2 separate regions of the Mus musculus genome follow, and region 1 is linked to region 2. Evidence: chromatin loops called from intact Hi-C (ENCODE). Cell type or tissue: left cerebral cortex. All regions are shown on one strand. Each heading gives the region's core, and the rest is flanking DNA. Links, peaks and the distances in the headings are about the cores only.

Evidence for each region. A loop is a pair of places that touch in the nucleus more often than their neighbours do. Peaks named below come from ENCODE experiments on the same cell type or tissue, not always from the same donor. Only the 100,000 strongest peaks of a DNase experiment are listed, where the experiment ranks them.
Region 1: it touches region 2 in a loop (5-fold over the local background); 5 of 42 quality-filtered maps call a loop at or near these places.

What each region holds. Positions count from the first base shown.
Region 1 is chr5:108,360,954-108,378,094 of GRCm38, forward strand. Gm10419 (predicted gene 10419) reads left to right here and starts at 6,984. Exons shown (of 3, transcript NR_166481.1): 1 at 6,984-7,360; 2 at 8,403-8,725; 3 at 11,263-13,530. It overlaps Gm42517 (predicted gene 42517), which reads right to left and starts at 6,964. Exons shown (of 1, transcript NM_001374743.1): 1 at 4,602-6,964. The coding sequence starts at 6,730. The coding sequence ends at 5,606. 9330198I05Rik (RIKEN cDNA 9330198I05 gene) reads left to right here. Exons shown (of 4, transcript NR_155521.1): 4 at 2,139-2,912. In left cerebral cortex, for the core only: no CTCF peak of the experiment used is centred there; DNase peaks (open chromatin) are centred at 9,727 and 10,093; H3K4me3 peaks cover 843 bases; H3K27ac peaks cover 1,315 bases.
Region 2 is chr5:108,425,887-108,428,386 of GRCm38, forward strand. Pde6b (phosphodiesterase 6B, cGMP, rod receptor, beta polypeptide) reads left to right here. Exons shown (of 22, transcript NM_008806.2): 13 at 568-675; 14 at 912-1,021; 15 at 1,221-1,308; 16 at 1,708-1,808; 17 at 1,911-2,018; 18 at 2,294-2,357. It overlaps Gm34204 (a long non-coding RNA gene), which reads right to left. Exons shown (of 3, transcript XR_880561.2): 1 at 942-2,500. Among named protein-coding and RNA genes, the nearest start is that of Gm34204, 2.1 kb to the right of the region's middle. In left cerebral cortex, for the core only: a CTCF peak has its summit at 1,480 (motif pointing right); a DNase peak (open chromatin) is centred at 1,484.

The DNA.
Region 1 (17,141 bases), core at 8,626-11,125, 56 kb before region 2:
AATACCGGGACATAGGCAGCTCTCCAGGAGGTTAGGTTAGGCTTAGGCTGACTTTGAGCAAGGGGCAGTGGAGGAGGAGCTGGACTTGTATTCATGGCTATAGGAATGTGACTTAGGGAAGGAAGTAAAGGAAGGCTGGGTCATGGTGGTCCTGCTGTGACAGGTAGACATACGGTAGGAACCTCAATTCTGCTTTCTTCAGGGGCAGTGCTGGGGTCCCTAAGTTCCTCCGTCTCCTTTCTACAAACCAGATGTTAACAGTATCAGGGCCTTGAGAGGACACGTGGTATCAATGGCCTGAAACACCAGAAGCAGTGTGGTCTGTACTCTGCTGTTTATCCTCACTGCTATTACTACTGCATCATTCACCAGGCCCTTCCTTCCTCCTATCCACATTTCTGCTCTCACCGTGTCGTCTCCCCTCCTCCCTTCCTCATACCCCCCTCATAGAGAAAAGTAAAAATGGACCTTGAAACGCCATCAGGGCTCAACCTCAGCCTTAGCAACAACCTACTATCTCTCTCCATTCCCCCAGATGCTGTGATTCCTCCTTTGCCCTTGATGCCCACATCTGATATCACACATGGCCTTCCCTCATATACACTACAGGCCCTTTATTTGCCAGGAATATCACTCTAAGTCCTCACAGCTATTGAGTCACTGGATTCCCCACTGAAAACCTGCATCAGCTCTTCCCCACCCCTGGGCAAACTATAGTCCAGATGTTCCTTTCCTTTTGTTCTGAGTAAAGCAACATGACATGACAAAGTTTCAGGAGACTGTTGCATCGAGGGTAGAGATGAATGCTGGGTAGTTGGTGGCACACACCTTTAATCTCAACACTTGGGAGGCAGAGCCAGGCAGATCTCTGTGAGTTTAAGACCAACCTGTTCTACAGAGCAAGGTCCAGGACAGCCAAAGCTACACAGAAATCACGTCTCAAAACACACACACACACATACACACACACACACACACACACACACACACACACACACACACGGTGATAGAAGAGGTTCCCTAGGTGACTCAGAAACTACTTCACAGGAAAAGCTCAGCCTGGATGGGGCCTCAGCAGGAACAGTAGGATTATCACAGAGGTTGCCTGGAACCTGGGGCACTGGAGAAGCAAGAGGCCTGAAAAGCAGGGGACCTGCCTGCCCTGCTCATTGCTGTAAGAAGGCCCAGTGAAGGCCCAGAAGAGCCTGTGCCCTTCTGCCTCCTTATCTGACTCCTTCCCTCACCATAGTTGGCCATGAACAAGAAAGTGGCCAAAAAGCATAAATGTTGTGAAGTATCCTGTGTTTTAAAAGAGATTTTATTGATCCAACAGTGACATTCCATTGAGGATCAATGGCTGATAAAGTGAAATATTATAAGATCAGAACTTCTCTGACAGAAAACCACAAGTAGAAAACATAAAGCACAGAAACTAAGAATACTGTGTTGGACATATCTGCCATAGGACTACCGTCCTTGACTATCCTCCTAGCCAAATAACTTGCATCTTTGCAAGTTTGTTGACTCTGTTAAGTTACTCCATACTGCCTCCTATATGTAATTCCTCCTTAGCTGCACATGGCCTCAGGGAGGGGCTAGACTACACATTGCCAGGGAAGATTGGCAGGGGTAGGGGCGGGTCCATTGATGTGACTATGGGAAAGCATCCCTGCTGAGCCAACAATTTCCAACGGTGGTGGTAGGGAGGTGGCTTTTGGTTGGGAGCACCCATATCTTTCACCTATGCTTTATAAGCTCAATAAACTCATTGGTTCCTCAAAGTGAGCTCTAGTAAATCGTACCTGTTTGATGTTGGGACCTTAGGAGGAGGAGGAAGTTGCTAAACTTCCTTCTGGGAAGGAAGAATCACCAGGCTTCTTTTATCCCAGGAGTTGCTCTGAATTCAATCTTGAGAAAATAAGGATAGTTGCTTGCTGTTGTCCTAAATTCATTTCTTTCTCCCTTTTGGGATTTCCCCCTTTGATTGGGTAGTAAACCAAGCAGGGACACTGGGTCCTTGAAAACTATACCTGTTGACATGAGACTGCAGCAGACTCTCAGGTGGACTGGGTATATAAGCTCCTACTATACATGCTTACTGTTCATAAGGTCTCTGCCATTTATCACGTTTCTCTGAGACTGTAGTGAGAAGAAATACTTTGGGTGATGATGACTTTTGGAGATACTATAGAATGAGCCCGTCTTCACAAGGAGGTGCCACGTGGCCATCACTGGAGTTGCATGTAGCCTGGAAATTCAGCCTGATAGCCTAACCCTTGCCCAGGTCCCAGAACATCACACCATGAACCCATGGAGATGCCTTGACACTGGAGCTGAACTTCTCTGCCTGTTCCCACTTAGCCATGGCCTCAGAGGTTCCTGCATGTTCATCCTATGACATAATACTGCAGCAGAGAGAGAAATACAAGATCAAGGGCCCACAGCCAGCCCACAAAGCCAAGAATGGATTCCACTCTGTCTCTGATGCCCCAGATGTCACTTATTTGGCCTGGCCCTCAAACATGCAAGAGGTTATATGTACTTGTTCATGAAAATATGCACATGGGTATGTGCATTCATTATCGAGCATAAACACTTATGTACATGTTTCTGTATGCAGAATCACTCACGTTCTGTTGTGTGGAACGTGCATCCTGGTGTGCACATGCATATACACATGCATGTGTGCATATGGTCTCAAGGTTTCCTCCTTTTCTGCATCAGATTGTCAGGCATCAGCACTTTGAATTCACAAACAATCATTTGGCTGATTAAATGGTTGTTAAATGATTGTTTAACTGAATTTTCATCCGAAGGCTCAGCTGTGTAGTATTACTTCATGTCACCCAGAACAGAACATCCTTCTGAGGCAATGCATTAAAAACCCAGGCACCAATGTCCACTGATTCTGTAATAAAACATGGCTTGTTTGACATCTGCCCAAGTTCATGCTGTGTCCTTACCTCTTAAAACTAACCCCCCAGCCCTAAGGACAGTGAGCTTCTCCTGCTGAGCAAACAGTGCCTTACAACTAATACTTAGCATGTAAAAACATGTAAAAAAGGGCCAAGTAACACAATGAATTAGCTTTGGACAACTACTTAAAACTTCATTGAAGAAGCGCAGACACGAATCAAACTGCTGTGCGTTAGAATGTAAAGCGAGGTGGTAACAGTCTTAAGACCCTCTCTCCACACCAGGTTCCCTGAGAGCTGACTTTTAACAATAACAAGAACAAGAATTCTTTTTCTCCAGTAAACTTTGAAAGTGAAACTTTGCTACCCCACATATCTCATATCCACCTTGGAAAAGTGGAGCTAGTGATATTTATGTACTTGGGAGTTAGGAACACCAAATCTTGAAACATTCATGTAATTCATTTGTCTTGAGAGGTGTAAGGGAAAGCCCTCACCTCCCACACCCCAGGTTCCCCTTGTTGCCCTGAACTGACAATATACACAAATGTCACAATGCCTTCCCTGGTATCTGGGTTTGTCCACCCAAGTCCTCTCTACAAAACTTCTGTTCAAAAAACAAAAGAAAACAAAACACCTAAAATGTAGAGAGACTACTGACCTTAATAGACAATTTAAAAGACTCATGAGGCATTTAAGGTTTAGAGCTATGTGAAATGTGCATGACTAAATGTCTCGGGGGTGGGGGACCAAAGGACCAGTTTGGATCTTGATGCATCTATGCAACCCATAGACCCACTCCACCTAGGCTGCTTGTGGGAATCCACAGGCTTTTGAGTGGACCCAGGAGAATGGCCAGTAGCCACCTGTGAGGTCGTTGCTCTCAGCTGTAAACGTCCATCCACATCACATGTTTGGATTTGGGTAGATAAGAGAAAGCATCTTAAGTCAGTGTACACTGCCATTTGCAACATTTCTGCTTAAGCTGGAGAGCTGGACGGAATGGACCTCAGCAGGAGCTTTAGCCTCTTCTCTCTCCTTGCCCCAAAAGATCAAAGGTCTGATAGAGGCGAGAATGCAAAGAGCACGAGTGATGGCTTCCTTGGGGTGGCTTTAAATACAGCTGCCAAGACTGAACTTGTTGATGCTTTGATCAGATCCTCAAGCTTCAGAGGAAATGTCTAAGCAGAGGCAAGACCAGTCCTCAGCAGCTTGGCCCGTGGCTGGTGTCAGACCTCACTGTTCTTCATGGAAATGGGATTGGGCAACCTCCTCCTCTAGTGTCCTAGCTGTAGAGGGCAGCTAGCCAGGTTGTAACTGGGGTAGGATGCTTACAGTCACCAGGGATACAGGGGGAGCTCTGAGCAGGGCATCTGGGAGTTGAGGAAAGGCCTTATCACACAGCCTGTGACTGGGAACTGTGCCTCCTCTGCACAGAAGTAGCCGTTTGCACACTGAAGACACTGCTCAGGGTTTCCGTTACTCTTGTAGCCTGTGGCGCTTGGCACGTGCAGAGGAGCTGTTCCCCTCCTCCACATGGGTCAGAGCTCTGCTCCCAACTCATCTGTGAGGCACCACCTGCCTGGTCTCACAGGTCCAGGCACATGGAGGTCAGATCACCTTTTCCCAACACTTAAAGCCTGCTTGGCTCCCAGCCAGCCCACCAGAAGGATGGAGACACTCCAGTCATATAGAACTCATTTCATATTGTGTGTAAATGGTTACACGCATATTATACTCACTTAAAGGTATGTCCTTCACATTCATTAAGGCTATTAGAGTGGTGTATTTAAATGAAATGCTATATAGTTAAAATCACCAGATTATTGAGTTAACAGGAAAATTATTTTGCAGAAAAACTAAGACTTTGATTTTTTTAAAATAGGATTAAACTGTTCATATGTATTAACCAAAAATAAAGCCTACTGCTTTGCAGTAGAAACCACACAACCGGTTCCAAAAACTGAAATGCAGGGGTCTGGCATCAGTGTCTCTTCACACAGCTGTTAGCTCAGAGACAGGTTGGACCTAGTCAACCAGCTAGCAGAACACAGCTGTTCTAACTCAGCATTTGTATGTCCCAATTCAGCCACTCTCCCCCATGCTGATTTGCATGTAGACATCCTCCAATTCCAAGCTGATGGACATTCTCCAATAACATAGCAATCAATTTAATAAAGGAACTCACCAATGTCAAATTGCAATAAATTTACCAAACATTTTCACTGTTTATGGAGAGCTTTACAGTAAGAAAGTGTCGACAGAAGCAGGCACATCCGGGTACAAAGTGTTGCTGTTGGTTGGTCTTTACTTCTGTTCCTACAGTTCCAACTGCTTTGCACTCTCAGCTGAGGTCCTCTACAGGAAATCACCTTTGCTAGGCGTTCTGTTCTTGCCCATTCGACCCAGGACCTCCAAGCACAGTCCTGGGGTATGGACTTGCCTAAGAGAAGTGTGATCGGCGAGCCCACCCCAAACATTTATTGTAAACTTTAAATGGAGTCCGGATATGAACGACACAGAAAGGAGACACCTCCTCACACAGAAAGGAGAATACCATATAGTGACCTAGAGTCTGGCAGATATCACAAGGCCGGGCCAGAATAAGTGCCAAGCCCCACGCAGGCACAACACCACGCAACGCCTGACTGCTGCCCTTTTGGGTGTCTTGTGGGGAATCGGGCCTGAACTCAGCAGGCTCGGCTAGGCTCCCAAGGGCGCGCCATCTCACAGGGCGGCCGGCAGCAATAGGGGTAGGAGGCGTTGAGGTCGGGGTCCGAGGGCGCATACCCTGGCAGTTCCACCGACGGGTGCCCGCCACAGCACACCTCCACGCCCGCCTCGTCAAACGCGTGGAAGACGCCCACGTTGATGTAGGACACAGCGTGGTGCGCTGCGAAGCTCGCGCAATCTCCTGGGGTGGTGAAGTCGGACTCCTCCGGGGATAGGATGGAGGCCTCGCTGGGCCGTGGCTGCAGCCGCCGCCCCCTTTTGCCCCGGCGGCCGCGCCGGGTCCGGGAGGCTAGCGGCTGAGCGCGGAGCCCGGGTCCGCCCCGTTGTCGCCCCAAAGATCGGCTTGCCCTCCGCCGGCCCCTGCGGCCGCGCCGGGCCTGCGACGACTTGTAGTTCTTGACCAGCAGGAGGCTGAGCAGGCCCAGCAGGCACTCGAGCGAGTTGAATACAGTAGAGAGCACCAGGCCGCGCTGGTAGTCTTTCAACTGGCGGCATTTGGCGGTCGTGTTGCTGTCCAGGTTGCTGCGGGAGCGCTGCGTGTTTGTGCCTGGGGCTACAGAGCCAGTGCCCTGGCCAGGGCCAGCGGCCGGCGTGCGCGGGGGCAGGCAATAGTGGGAGTACTTGCGTTCCACCAGGGACACCGTGTCGCCGTCGATCACTGCTCCCGCAAAGGCGCTGAGAACCCCAAGCATGAAGACCAGGACGCCTAGGAGCAGCAGGTTTTGGCTGTTCACCGGTCCCGAGGGCCCGGCAGCCGCCCGCGTTTCTCCAGGAGAGGGCTCCGGAGCGCCAGCTGGAGATGCGGGGACCCTGAGTCCCGGGCCGGGCCCGGCCCCTGACCCGGCGAGGGGCGCCTCCCGGGGCCCGCAGCACAGCAGGGCGGCGCCGAGCAGAGAGAGGCCGGCAGCCAACAGCAACCCCGAGTAAAAGGCTCCGGCGGCCGCCCCTAGCCGGAACGGCTCCCCGCGCAGCTCGGAGCCCAGTGAGAAGCACTTGAGGCCGACGGCGGCGGCGCTGAGCGCGCAGGCGAGCAGCAGGCAGGAGGAAAGCGCGGCGCAGGCCCCGCGGACGCTCCACTTCATCCTCCGCGCCGGAGCCGGCCCGCACCCGGCGCGCCCGCCGCCGCCCGCCGCCGCCCCCGCCGCCTGCGCCTCCTCCCGGCGCCGCGCGGCCGGACCGCCGGCCTCCTCTTCATCCTCCCGCGTCCTCCCGGGCTCGCGCCGCTGTCACTGGAGCCCGCATCCTCCGCCTCCCGCCGCCGCCGCGACCCCGCACCGGGAATCAAGCCGGCGCGGAAAACCGCAAGGTGCGCGCGCCCCCTCCCCAGACCGCGGCGCCGATCCCCGGACGCGCGGCCCCCCCTCCCCGCGGCCCCGCGCGCCTCTCCCTGACACCACCCTCCGCGGCCCCCTCCCGACCCTCTGGCCCCCAGGACGCCCCTCCGGACCTCCCCTAGGAGAGGGGGCCCTCGCTAAGTCTCCGCCTTCCTGCCCTCCCCCCTGGCAATGCCGCTGTCCAGAGCTCGCCGCCTTAGGACTGCCACTCCACCCAGGCCTCCTTCTCCTGGGACCCCCCTGGGCCCCACCCCCAGGACCTCCCACCTCTGCACGCCCTGAGTTCGCTTTTCCCAATGCACTGGGCAGCTTGACTCCACGCCCACCTGACTGGACTGAGAAAACCGAAGAAGTTGGTGAGGGTACAGCAATAAATAGGTATGAGGGAGAGCCTGGAGGAAGAAATGGGGAAGGGGGATGTGTTCAGAAGGAATGGAGGAGAGTGGGCAGGGTATTCGGGGATGGAGGACGAAGTATGTTTCTTTGGGAAGTGCTGACATGTAGGAAAGTGTGTTGTGTACATGTATGAAGGGTATGCATAGAATGTATATAGTATGGGGTATGTGAGGGTGGTGTGCCCTTATATGTTTTGTGGCGGGGAGCGGGGAGCATTCCAAGATGTGCGTAGGGTGAACACAGAGTATGGGCAATGTCCAAGCGTGGTGTGTGTGTGTGTGTGTGTGTGGTGAATGTGCAAGAAAAGGTGTTGCCTTGAGGCGTGGGTAGAGTATTGTAGGGATTGTGAATAGGGTATACGGGAGAATTGGCCTGAGATTTCTCTCAGAGGACCAGCCATGGAGCAAGGCCAGGATGAAGTAAGTCTTGGGGAGAAAACCTCAGGTGAGTTCAGCTTTGAGTCCAGTTCTGTTTTCAGATCTGGCAGTCACACTCAAGTGAATAAATTCTGCCTGCGCTAGAGTGCGCGAGAAGGGAAAATGCTGTAGTAGCCCAAATCTGGACTTGGACCACTGGAGGCCTCCCGCCGGCAACCTCGCTCTGGTCCGCAGTCCCGGGTGTGGGTGATTTTAGGCCGCCTGCGCAGCAGCCTCGGAACCGCTGGTTGCCGTGGCTGCGCCGTAAGCTAGGGCTGGGAGAAGCCGGGTGCGAGCGCGGGGAAGAGGGAGCGGTGGAGAGAACGCGCCTGCGCATCGGTCTTTCCCACAGCAGGTTCAAGTCAGGAAAAGGCCTGGGGACTTTACTATTTTTTGCTCCTTAAGGTCAGAGACCCTCCCAAAACCAAGAGCTGTATTGCCTGGGGAAGCCGCACCCATTTCTCCGAGGCAGCTCGGGGGCTCTTGCCCACCCTTCCGGGAAGCTACTTGCTAGTGGGTGTATGGAGGCCTTCCAAAGACTCCCGGACGTTTGCGTGGGTTTCACTTCGGGCCATAGCTTCATAGCGAGCCTGACTCTGTATTTTTAGCAGGAGGAGCAGAATTTGAAACAGCAGCATGCCGGTCCTGCGCCTGGTGAAGGATGACTCGCCAGAAAGCAAAGGCGCAGACCTACCTCCGCGAGCTTGGCGCGTGGCCCAGGAGGCTCCGCGAGCCCTTGTACGTAAGGATCGTGGCGCCCACGCTTGAGAGCAGAGCTCAGTGCAAACTTCCAACAGTTCTTCCAGTTTCCAGGGAAACGAGATTTGGAGCTGCTGCGCGTTGCAGAGCTGCCTCTCTGCTCCCCACATGGGACCCCTGTGGCTGGCTGGTCTTGAGGAGGAAGGAATTGAAGCCACCTCATCCTTGAAGGGTGAGGTCCGATCTTAAGATGGAAGAGTTGAGCGGGGCTGTGGGGATATGTTCTACCCTCAGAGCACTCGGTAGAAGTGCTGTTTTGGGTTGCTTCTCCTCTAGATGGGCACTGCCACCCCCTTACAATCTTTCCATTTCTATACTCACCACAGGGCCCGTGAACGCGGTGTTTCCCCCTTTAGGGTATATTCACACTCCATAATGATTCTCACCTGATATTGCCTCCTCATTTCTCAAATTGTATTATCATATTTCTTTTTTTTTTTTTTTATTATCATATTTCTTAATTGCCTCAGTTTTGTCGGAAGGAAGCTTGTCTGACAAGATGCATCCAGGCACTTTCTTTTACTCACTTCACAGGACAACCGTCGATGTAGGACTTCTCTTATCCCCAGTAGCACTTTCCATTAGTAAATTAGTGACTGGAATTGGAACAGAAACCCAGGCTCTGTGTGCAGGCTATGCTTCCCCAGCTGCCTGCCTTCCTGGTTCCAACCCCTGCACCCCTGCAGAGGATCCCCACGGTGCAGGATTTCCCTGTATACAAATAAATCTTACCTATCAGGTGGGATTGGAAATGGCCGGGTAAGGGCAGTTCCAACTAATTTCTGGGGATAGATGAGTTTGTACATGTGTCTGTGATGCAACAAACGTTCTTTGGGGTGCATGGGGTCAGGAGCCTGCAAACAGGGGAGCTGTCTCTTCAGTGCTGGGGATAAGGGAAGGAGCTGAGGGCTTACCTTACTTGGGCAGTAACAGGGAGAGGGCAACTCACTGAGGAGGATCTTTAAGCTAAACCAATTCAATTTTCTTCTGAGGGCAGAGATTTCAGGAGAGCATCCTGGTGTGTAATGAGAAGGAGGTCTGCTGCTTGGAATCTAGGGGAACTAGAGGAGCTCCCTCCCTAAACATCGTGCAAAATCACAGGTGCTGGGAGCCACCCTGCAGCTTCCACCCTGCAGCTTCCGCTCAGCATTCCTTCTAAAAGGACTAGTGGTCGGCAGAAAGTGGGAGGGGCAATCTCTGTCCCATGACAATGAAACCAGGGATGGCATTGAAACTAACCCATGTAGAATTTTAGAGCAGACTGAATTGTTTTATTTCAGGATTCTTTCACCAAGGAAGAGCTCACCATGCTCTGTTGTGAGCCCCCCTCGACTTCCACTTGCAGAGCCAAGGAGGGGACCAAGGGTAGCTGCAGTCTATCTATCTGCAGTCCAGTGACCTGGAGGGTCAGAGGCAGGAAGGAGAGAGAGCAACTCCAGAAAGAACCACACCAGCAAGGAATAGCTCTGCTACTTTTCCAGAAAATCACATCATCAGCAACTGACCAAGTTCCTACAGAGCCGGGGCAGGTCTGGCAGCCGTCTGGGGGCAGATCTCACTCTCCCACACTAAAAACAAGGAAGAGGCTCTACACCCAGAAAAGACATGGCAGAAATGCAACAGCATAATCCCAGCACTTGGGAGGCAGAGGCAGGGTAATTTCTGAGTTCGAGGCCAGCCTGGTCTACAGAGTGAGTTCCAGGACAGCCAGGGCGACACAGAGAAACCCTGACTCGACCCACCCACCCCCCACCCCCAAAAAAAAGAAGGAAAAAGAAAGGAAGGAAGAAGTGCAGCAGCAATTACTGATTAGGGAATAGTTTCACTTTCAAGTCTTACTTTTTAATATTTATGTGTTTACTAACATTCAAAACTTCATCTCCTAGAATATTGATTCAATTAGCCGAGCTTTTAATTTTTTCTACTCCATCACTTTTTAAAGTATTTTTTTTATTTTATAACATATGTCTTAGTCTACCTTCTTTTACTATAACTGAATGCCATGACATTTATGAAGAACAACGGTTTATTTAGCTCACACTTCAGAAGTGCTTGCTACTGTGAAGTCTTTGTGCTGCAGAATGGTATAGGGTATCACATGGCAAGACAGAGCAACCAGAGAGTTCCTTCCATGACAAAACCACTCAACTAATTATATCCCAGAGAACCCACCAAACACCGTGAGCATATGACTTTGGGGGTCACATTTCTAGCCCATGAATTCTGGGGACAAGCATTCACACATCGTAACTGGCCAAATAGTTGAAATTTTCACTGTTAATCCTCACCCCCGTTTTTCCAGGAATAGCCATGTTAATCTGTCACTTCACACAGGCAGTGCAGGCATCTCTGTGCAAAACACCCAGCTGTGAGTCTTCCAAAGAACCCATAAAACCATGGCTATGAGTTCTCAGAGACACAACTGTGTTTCTTATTACGTTAAAAGCTTTCGTCTTATAGAATGTAATCACAGAAAATATTAAATATACATGTGATGTCTTCATGACATAGAAATAAGCATTTATCTGGCTTCTTGAAGATGGAAGTGCCCGAGGAGGATGCAGCCCAGAAGCTGCCAGCTCACCAGAGCTGTCTTCCTGAACTTGCTTAGATATTTATAAGAAGGAATCCATTGCTAGCCATTTTAGTTGGCTTGGTTTGTCTTGTTTTGTTTGTTTGTTTATTTGTTGTTGTTTTTTAATTTTGCAGAGAATCAGAGAGATGATTGATTCTCCATGCCTGGCCTCTTTTGTTCCACGTATGTTTGTGAAGTGTGTCCATGACGCTGTACACAGCGATAGCTCACTCATTGCTGATAATGAAGCCCAGCAGCTTACCCATTTCACTGCAGTAAACAACATATTGCTTCTTGTTTGTGTGTCCTGAATCACGGAGACATGCAGTTGAGTAACCTGGGGGTGAAATCGCCCTGTCTGATTAATACCATCTTTGTTTTTATTTGCCTGTTTCCCGTTGAGGTGAAATTTATGTACAATAAGAACCATTGATTTTTTAGCTGTACACTTCCATGAGTTTGGACAGTTGTCTACATTTATACAAACGACCACCTCTGGACTCACTGCTGTTCCAGCTTCTGCAAATGCTAAGCTCAGCGTTTCCCCACACCAGGTCCGTGTGCTAAAGGTTTTATTACAGTATTTCCTATGCATGGTTGCATGCAGTGGACAATCTTGTCTGCCTGGTTTCAGTGCCTTTCAGACTTGTCCAAACTCTTGCAAGAATCGATTGAATGTACTTATTGCTGAATAGAATTCTAGTAAAAAGTGTTTCTCCATTCACGACATGATGGACATTCCAGCTTTTTCTGTGGTGTGACTGAGCTACTACTCAAACGTGGTATCATGCAGGCTTAGGTCTGCAGTAGGAGTGGGATTGCTGGCTTGCACCACACAGTTACGTTTATCTTTCAAGAAAACAGAAGATTGTTAACTAGAATCATTTTTCATGCCCCCATGTGTTCACTCCTGGGTTGTGTTCTTAGCAACACCGGGTGCTGTCAGCCTCCCTAGTGTGTTGGCCAGCCTGGCATCCATATATAGCTTCTCACTGTGGCTTTACTTTGCATTGTTCAGTTATGAATGCTATCAACACTTTCACTTATTTTCAGTAAAGCATGCATGCAGGCACTCGCGCACACGCGTGCACACACACACACACACACACACACACACACACACACACACACACACCCTTGGTTAGCTTTTTAAAAAATCATGTGGTCTCTATCTAATTATCATTTTATCAACAGTGAATAGAAGCATGACTACCTAAAATTTGGCATACTTTGGCCCTATGGATTCTCCTGTAATGGTCTAAGCACGAATTATACTTTATACGCCTAATCTCTTAAAAAAAAAAAACTCATCACTGTTCAAGCTATAAGTTCAGCTAGACAACCATAACTTCTCCAGTGTGGGTCTAGATTTGTGCCACAGAAGGACCTCACAGTCTTTCTTGTAATGTTCATAGCTCCAGAGAGTTCTGCCAAATAGGCAGCTGTCTTGGGAAAGACTTTTTTTTTTAAGTGTACATGGGACAGCATGACTCCAAGAAACACCTGCATTGTAGTGGTTCTGGGCATCCTATTGTGGGATTTGGAGCTCAGATGCTAGCTTACTTGAAACAGATAGGGAGTATGACTCAGAAGCGTCATCTTGAAGGGGTCTTCGGAGGTTGAAGTCTTGGTGAAGCTGGCCATGCCCAAGTAAAAATAAATGATATAAACCTACAATTAAATATATTAAAATATGGATAACAAATACTTAAAGCAACAATTTTCTATCTTTACCATACTTTTATCTTAACTGTTTTCTGAAATTGTATCAAGTTAAAAAAAATGTATATTCTGTCTCTCCCAACCCCTTGCTCAGTGGCTCTGGGTGATGGCTTGTGATTTGCATAGCAGGAGAATTTATACCACAGAAATGAGCCAGCAATGCAAATCTGACTGGGGCTGCTTATGTAGCTTACTTGTAAAGTGAAGGGCAAGATGAGCGATGCAGACCAGAGATGGGTGGACACCAGACTGCGGCTGTAGCCACCATTTTAAATTCTGAACACATTTCTTCTCGTGTTTTGGGAGCTATCACCTGTGCAGTAATAGTATGCACATTGTACATCTCTAATGAAAGGCATTTCAACATGATTCCCTCTTGTCCTCCCTGGAACTCATCAACTTATGTGAAAACAGCACACAACATCCGAATCAGAGCAGCACCCTCTTGTCAGCGACGGGAGCAAGCATTTTGCTGAGTCAGATGTAATCAGGGTTTATTCATGTCCTAATTTTGCAATACTGTTGTCAGTGAGAGTTAGAAAAACAGTGGATTTTGCAAGAAATAGCAAGTCACATTGAAGTTATAAAATAAAAAGCAGATAAGTGCTCTCGTTTAAAATGTTATTTCCAAACTTGTATAAGAAAATGCTAATGAAATATTTTCAATTTTTAAAATTGCATTTATTTGCTCATTGTGCTGTGCATTTGCGTGTGGGAATGCAAGTGTAGTGGGGAAGTTGTAGAGGTCAGAGGACAACTGAGAACACTTGATTTTCTCCTTGCACCTTGTGGGTCCAAGGGACCAAATTAGGTCATCGGTGCCTTTACCTGCTGAGCCATTTCACTGGCTCATTAAATTGCTAATAAAAAATTTATGTTAGCTCAAGTAATGGCATGGATTTAATAAGGTTATAGAACCATTTTTCACATTTTGATCCACCAAAACAATACTTTCTCACATTATTTTACATGTGAAACAAGTGAAAACAAATACAGGAAAGGATTGTATGACCTCCGATCCTGTGGCTGCTCATTTTCTAATGATTTAGCAGACCACCAAGATGCTCTGAGTGTCTGGGAATAATTAGCAGGGAAGGCACAGCTCCTGCTTCTTGAAACAGTTTTGCAGGAGAGAAAAACATCCTTCAGGTAGTTAAGGAAGTGCCTTACTACAGGCTAAGGTCTAACACAACAAACACGGGCTTGTGAGAAGGGATGCTGCCTTAAATGGGGTCAAGCAGATGCCTGCCTACAAGGCTGAGCTTGACCCTCCTCCTCTGTCACCCAGCCTCCTAAATGTAAGAAACAAACTACTGACTGATAACTCCCAAACTTATGATTCACTTCAAATTTTTCCCTGGAACCCCAGGTTAGATTCCAGCCTCCTGTTGTCATCAACAATATCAAGGCCTCATTTTAGCGCAATGAAATTATCTTTGTATCTCATCTTCAAACAAAGACAGGATGCATCCCAACCCCTGCACTCAGGTGACAGAAACTCACTCTTGCAGCTGCTTTGCTAAACTTGTAGAGTTGTCCTCATTGTCCACACCAGGCCCTAGCCAATAGCAGCCGGATGGGAAGCAACTGCTCTGGAGTCACTGGTACCTGTATCTCCTCTCTATGCCTATTGTCATCTTTCCAGTCCTCAGGGAACAGCCAACCTTTGAAGTGAGAGTCACTTACAGCAGCTGCTACTCAAAAATGTTTTTGGTCTCCTTCAGAGTGAACAAAAGCAATTTTGTGAGGTTTCTCCCTTATCACCCTTACTCCCTGGCTCACTTTGTCCTACTACCTATGTTCAAGGTACCTGCAGGGACCTAAGATCTGTTTTCTCATAAAAAGTTGACTTAAAAAAAAATGAGACAGGGTCTATCAATAGCCTGGAACTCACCAAGTAAACTTAACTATTTAACCATTGAGTCTCAGGGACACAAAGGTGGAGGCCTGTTTGTTCATTTATTGTTCTCAGTGCCAAGAATAGCATCTGGCACAAGGTAGATGGTCGATGAATACTTGTGTAGCTAGTTTTCAAAATTTACTCGATTAAAGTTTAAAGAATGTAAACTATGAAGTAATCGCCATAATGGTCTATCATTGTGGTTCTCATACTGTGTGTTATGACTCCTTTGGGGGGTCATCTATGATATCCTGCATATGAGATATTTATAATTCATTACAGTAGCAAAATTACAGTTATAAAAGTAGCAATGAAATAATTTTACTGCTGGGGTCACCACATAATGAAGAACTGTACTAAAGGGTCACAGCATTAGGAAGGTTGAGACCCACTGGGCTATAGCTTGGAATGCTCTCAGGAGACTTGCTGTACTGGAGTCTGGGCCGACTGTGCTGATTTCCTTCTCAAAGTGTGAGAGAACAACATTAGGAAATTATGTGACCAGATGTGTCACCTTAGAGAAGTTCCTGGTTAGAGAGTGATAAAGTCTGTGGTGAGAGCTGCTCAGGGTTTGGTTCCAAGGCTTTTAGGAGTTCAAACCACAAATATTCCCTCATGGCCTGTCTTAGTCACAGTGCTGTTGCTTTGAAGAGACACCATGACATTGGCAATTCTTATAAAGGAAAAAATTTACCTGGGTGCTTGCTTAGAGTTTCTGAGCATAGTCTAATATCATCATAGCAGGGAACATTGTAGAATGCAGGCAGACATGGTACTGGAGAGAGAGAGAGAAAGAGAGAGAGACAGAGACAGACAGAGACAGACAGAGACAGACAGACAGACAGACAGACAGAGACAGAGACAGATGCAGACAGACAGAGAGACAGAAACAGAGAGAGAGAGACAGAGAGAGACAGAGAGACTGAGACTGAAAGACAGAGAGAAAGATATTTCCTCCAACAATGCCACACCTACTCTAACAAGTCCATGCCTCCTAATCCTTCTCAAACATTCCCTGATGACCAAGCATTCAGAAATATGAGCCTGTGGGGGGGGGCATTCTTATTCAAACTACCACATGGCCCCTGCCTGAGTCCCTAGGATATTCTTGGTCTGATCTCAAACCAGCTAGTGAATTCCTGCTGCCCTCCCACAAATCCTCCAACAACATCTTTTGGAGCTTAGTCCTTTTAGCTGATGGGAGTTGAATGCTAGAATTTAAGAGGGACATACCAGTGCCACTGATATTCATCTTTTTTTGTGTGTGTGGAGAAGGCTTTCCAGCAGTGTCTCAGAGAATGAGCTCCTACAGTCTGGTCACATAGCTCCTACCCTAGCTGAGTATACTCAGAGACTCTTCCCACCAAAGGATTGTCCCCAGAGGCCATCTACCCAGGAACCCTTCAAAACCTCCTTGGCTTGTTACTTCCCATTCTTGAAGAGCTCCACCTTGCCAAGAGCTACCTGGATAGGTACCTTGGCAAGAGTTCAAAAAAGACATACAACACACTGTGGTGGATGCAGGGAGATGCTCAACTGCCTGTGGGTCCTGCCTACCAAAGACAAATTCGTGGTCGCCCTTTAAAGGTTTCCACTTAGACCAGTTAGTTGTCCTGCCTAAACCCACCAGAATGGTCTCCCAGAGTCATGCAAATGCAGGCATAGCTATCTGTTGGCTGTCCTAAGTCAACAGGATGGCAGATCAGGATCTGTTGTGTTTAAACTCATATAGACCACTATCTTTCTGCCTCCTGATCCAGGCTTCTCCCTGGAAGGTAGCCATGTTTAACACACCTGTTTAACTAAACACTCATTCCCCAAGGTGGAGCCATGGGACAAATGAGTTTATCCTGGCACTGACTCCAGTGCCTATATATGAGACTGACACTATATATGAGAGAGACCAGGACAGTAACCTTTGGGGTCACTGCTTCACCAAGCACAGGTGGAATTTGGGGAACAAAATATGTGTCCAGCCAGTGCTGTTGCCAATCCAGGGACACGGAGACCTGTACAGCTTTGGATGCTATCCTAGGCCCCAGATCCAGGCAATAAATTAGAATGAGTCACACCATTTATGAGTAATGCCAACATGGAAGGAGGAATTGTCCTGAGAAGTATGAGAAACCTCTCTTGAATGGACCTCAAAGGCTGTTCACATGTCTTTCAGGGTCTCTTTTGGAGTCTAGCTGAAGCACTTAATGGGAATCCACCTAAGTCTCCTCTGACTTTTTTGTTTATGCAAAGAGTCCAGGGAAGCCATGTCAGCTGTCCATGTCTTAGTGAGATCCAGAATCAGTGGGGCACATCTCCCAAGAGAGAATTGCCATTCTGCATCTCCATCATGAGGATGCTGCTGGACTACCTCTGCAGGAGTTTGCACTGATGCTG
Region 2 (2,500 bases), core at 1-2,500:
AGAAATTTTACTAAATGCTAAGGGAAACAGACAGAAAGAAAGCCATTGGGATAAAAAATATTTCCAAATAATTATTTGATCCTAAATATCATAATGGAAGGGGTAAAGGGTTCTCTTAGCCTGCATCCTCTTGTTGAAGAAAATGTTGAGGCTTCCCACCTTTCTGCTCACAGGCCACATGTGAATCAAACACTCAGGCCTTAAACCAATGGGTTTTTTTGTTGTTGTTGTTGTTGTTGGGTTGGTTATTTAGTTGGTTTTGGTTTTTGCTTTCTCAAAAGATCTCACATGCCAGGGGTCCTCTTTCCATTGTGAGTCTGAACCTTGGGAAGAGAGAGGCATCAAATTCCCAAGGGCTGTTCTTTGTTCTGGTGTGAGAGCCCTTCCCAAACAGGAAGGGGCCAGTGAGAACAAGGAACAAGGGCTCTGAGACCAACAAGATAGAAGTGGAGAAATAGGTATAACAGACTCTAATGCAAGCAGTATGAGAGGCTTGGATAGGCTCTGATATGGTGCTGTGTAGGCTCATATGTGGATCTCAGAACCCACATGTACTCTGCTCCCCAGGTCTTGGTGCGCTTTCTATTCTCTGTCAGCAAAGCCTATCGAAGAATCACCTACCACAACTGGCGCCACGGCTTCAATGTAGCCCAGACCATGTTTACCCTACTCATGGTACGTATGTAAATTGGATGGGCTAGATGAATCAGAGGGCTGGGGCAAGGACCACAGCTAACTATCTTCTGGCCCAAGGATGCCAATTGTGTGTATCCAGTCCTAGCAATGAGTGGAAGGGACCTGGGTGGGCAAAGGGATGGGTTTGGGACACCCCACATCCCCTTTAACCACTGCCTTCTGGAGCCAGAGAGCTGGGCCAGTGACAGGACTCAGGACTGGATCTATTCCCACAGACAGGCAAACTGAAGAGCTATTACACTGACCTAGAGGCCTTCGCCATGGTTACAGCTGGCTTGTGCCACGACATCGACCACCGTGGCACCAACAACCTGTACCAGATGAAGTAGGCTGTGGGGAGGGCAGGCTTGTGGTGGGCATGGTAAACCATAAATCACGCGTCCTTAGGGTGAGTCTTTGCAGTCTGGCAATCAGTACTGAGATGGACCACCTTGAAGATGCAGTGCCACATGGGTCAGACCTCATCCTACTGCCTTCTAACATTGCTTTTGTTGTGTTCCCCTGTTAAATAAAATAAACAACAGATCGCAGAATCCTCTAGCCAAGTTACATGGCTCCTCAATTCTGGAAAGGCACCACCTGGAATTTGGGAAGTTTCTGTTGGCAGAGGAGGTTTGTTCCTGATTTGGTTATGAGTTGTTTCTCCTCTGGGCTGTGGTAGACAAGCAGGAGGTCCTGGGCAGCATGGATTTATCAGTGTGAGGTGCTAAAGGACAGGCTCACATCTAGAGATGTTCCCACATGGGGCAGAATTGCAGTCATGGAGGCAGTAGCTAGGAATGGCCACTAGAGGGTACAACAGATCATGGAAATGGGCAAAGGTATCTGACCCAGGACACTGACAGAGGGTAGACACCAAGGGAAGGCAGGGATGGCCATAAGACTGATCTTCACATAAGTGAAGGCAAGGTTCGAGTGAGGGGATTAGACAGAGTAGGCCCTGAGAGTCAAAAACAAGAGTACCACAGACAACCTCTGCCACAACCCAACACCAACTTATGGTCCCCACAGAGCCTGAACATCTATCAGAACCTGAACCGGCGGCAGCATGAACATGTGATCCACCTCATGGACATTGCCATCATTGCCACCGACCTGGCCCTCTACTTCAAGTAAGAATGCATCAGAGGCAGGAGGTGTGGGCAGAGCCCTCAGTAGACATAGATAACCATGGCCAGTCTGTCACCTACTCCTCCCCTCCTTCTTGGGGTCAGGAAGAGAACAATGTTCCAGAAGATTGTGGATGAGTCTAAGAACTATGAAGATAAGAAGAGTTGGGTTGAGTACTTATCCTTAGAGACCACACGAAAGGAGATAGTCATGTAAGTAGCAGGTCCACTGCTGGCCAATTAGCCCTGCAGACCTCCCTAATCCCAGGGACCGGAGACGGCACAAGGGTTCATAGGCCTCACCACTGAATCCAGAATCTTCCTTAGCACCCCTGACCACCACTTGCTTCAAGCTCAGCTTTCCTTCTTCACCTACAAGGTGGTGACTTGGGACCAGCACCTTTCCTAGGACTGTCCCAGAGAGCTGCTGAGAAAATGTTTACTCTCTGCTCAGAAGGACAGGTAGTCTGCTGTCTGTCTGTCCACAGGGCCATGATGATGACTGCATGTGACCTGTCTGCTATCACCAAACCCTGGGAAGTCCAGAGCAAGGTCAGGACTGATGACCATCTGGACCCAGAATAGCCCTTCGCAGGCCATCCTGGGTCTGTACCTAGGGAGCTACAGGGAAATGGTGTTGGTTTTTGAAGTCATCCCTGGGTACGGCAGTGAGAGGCGCCATATGAACACTGCCT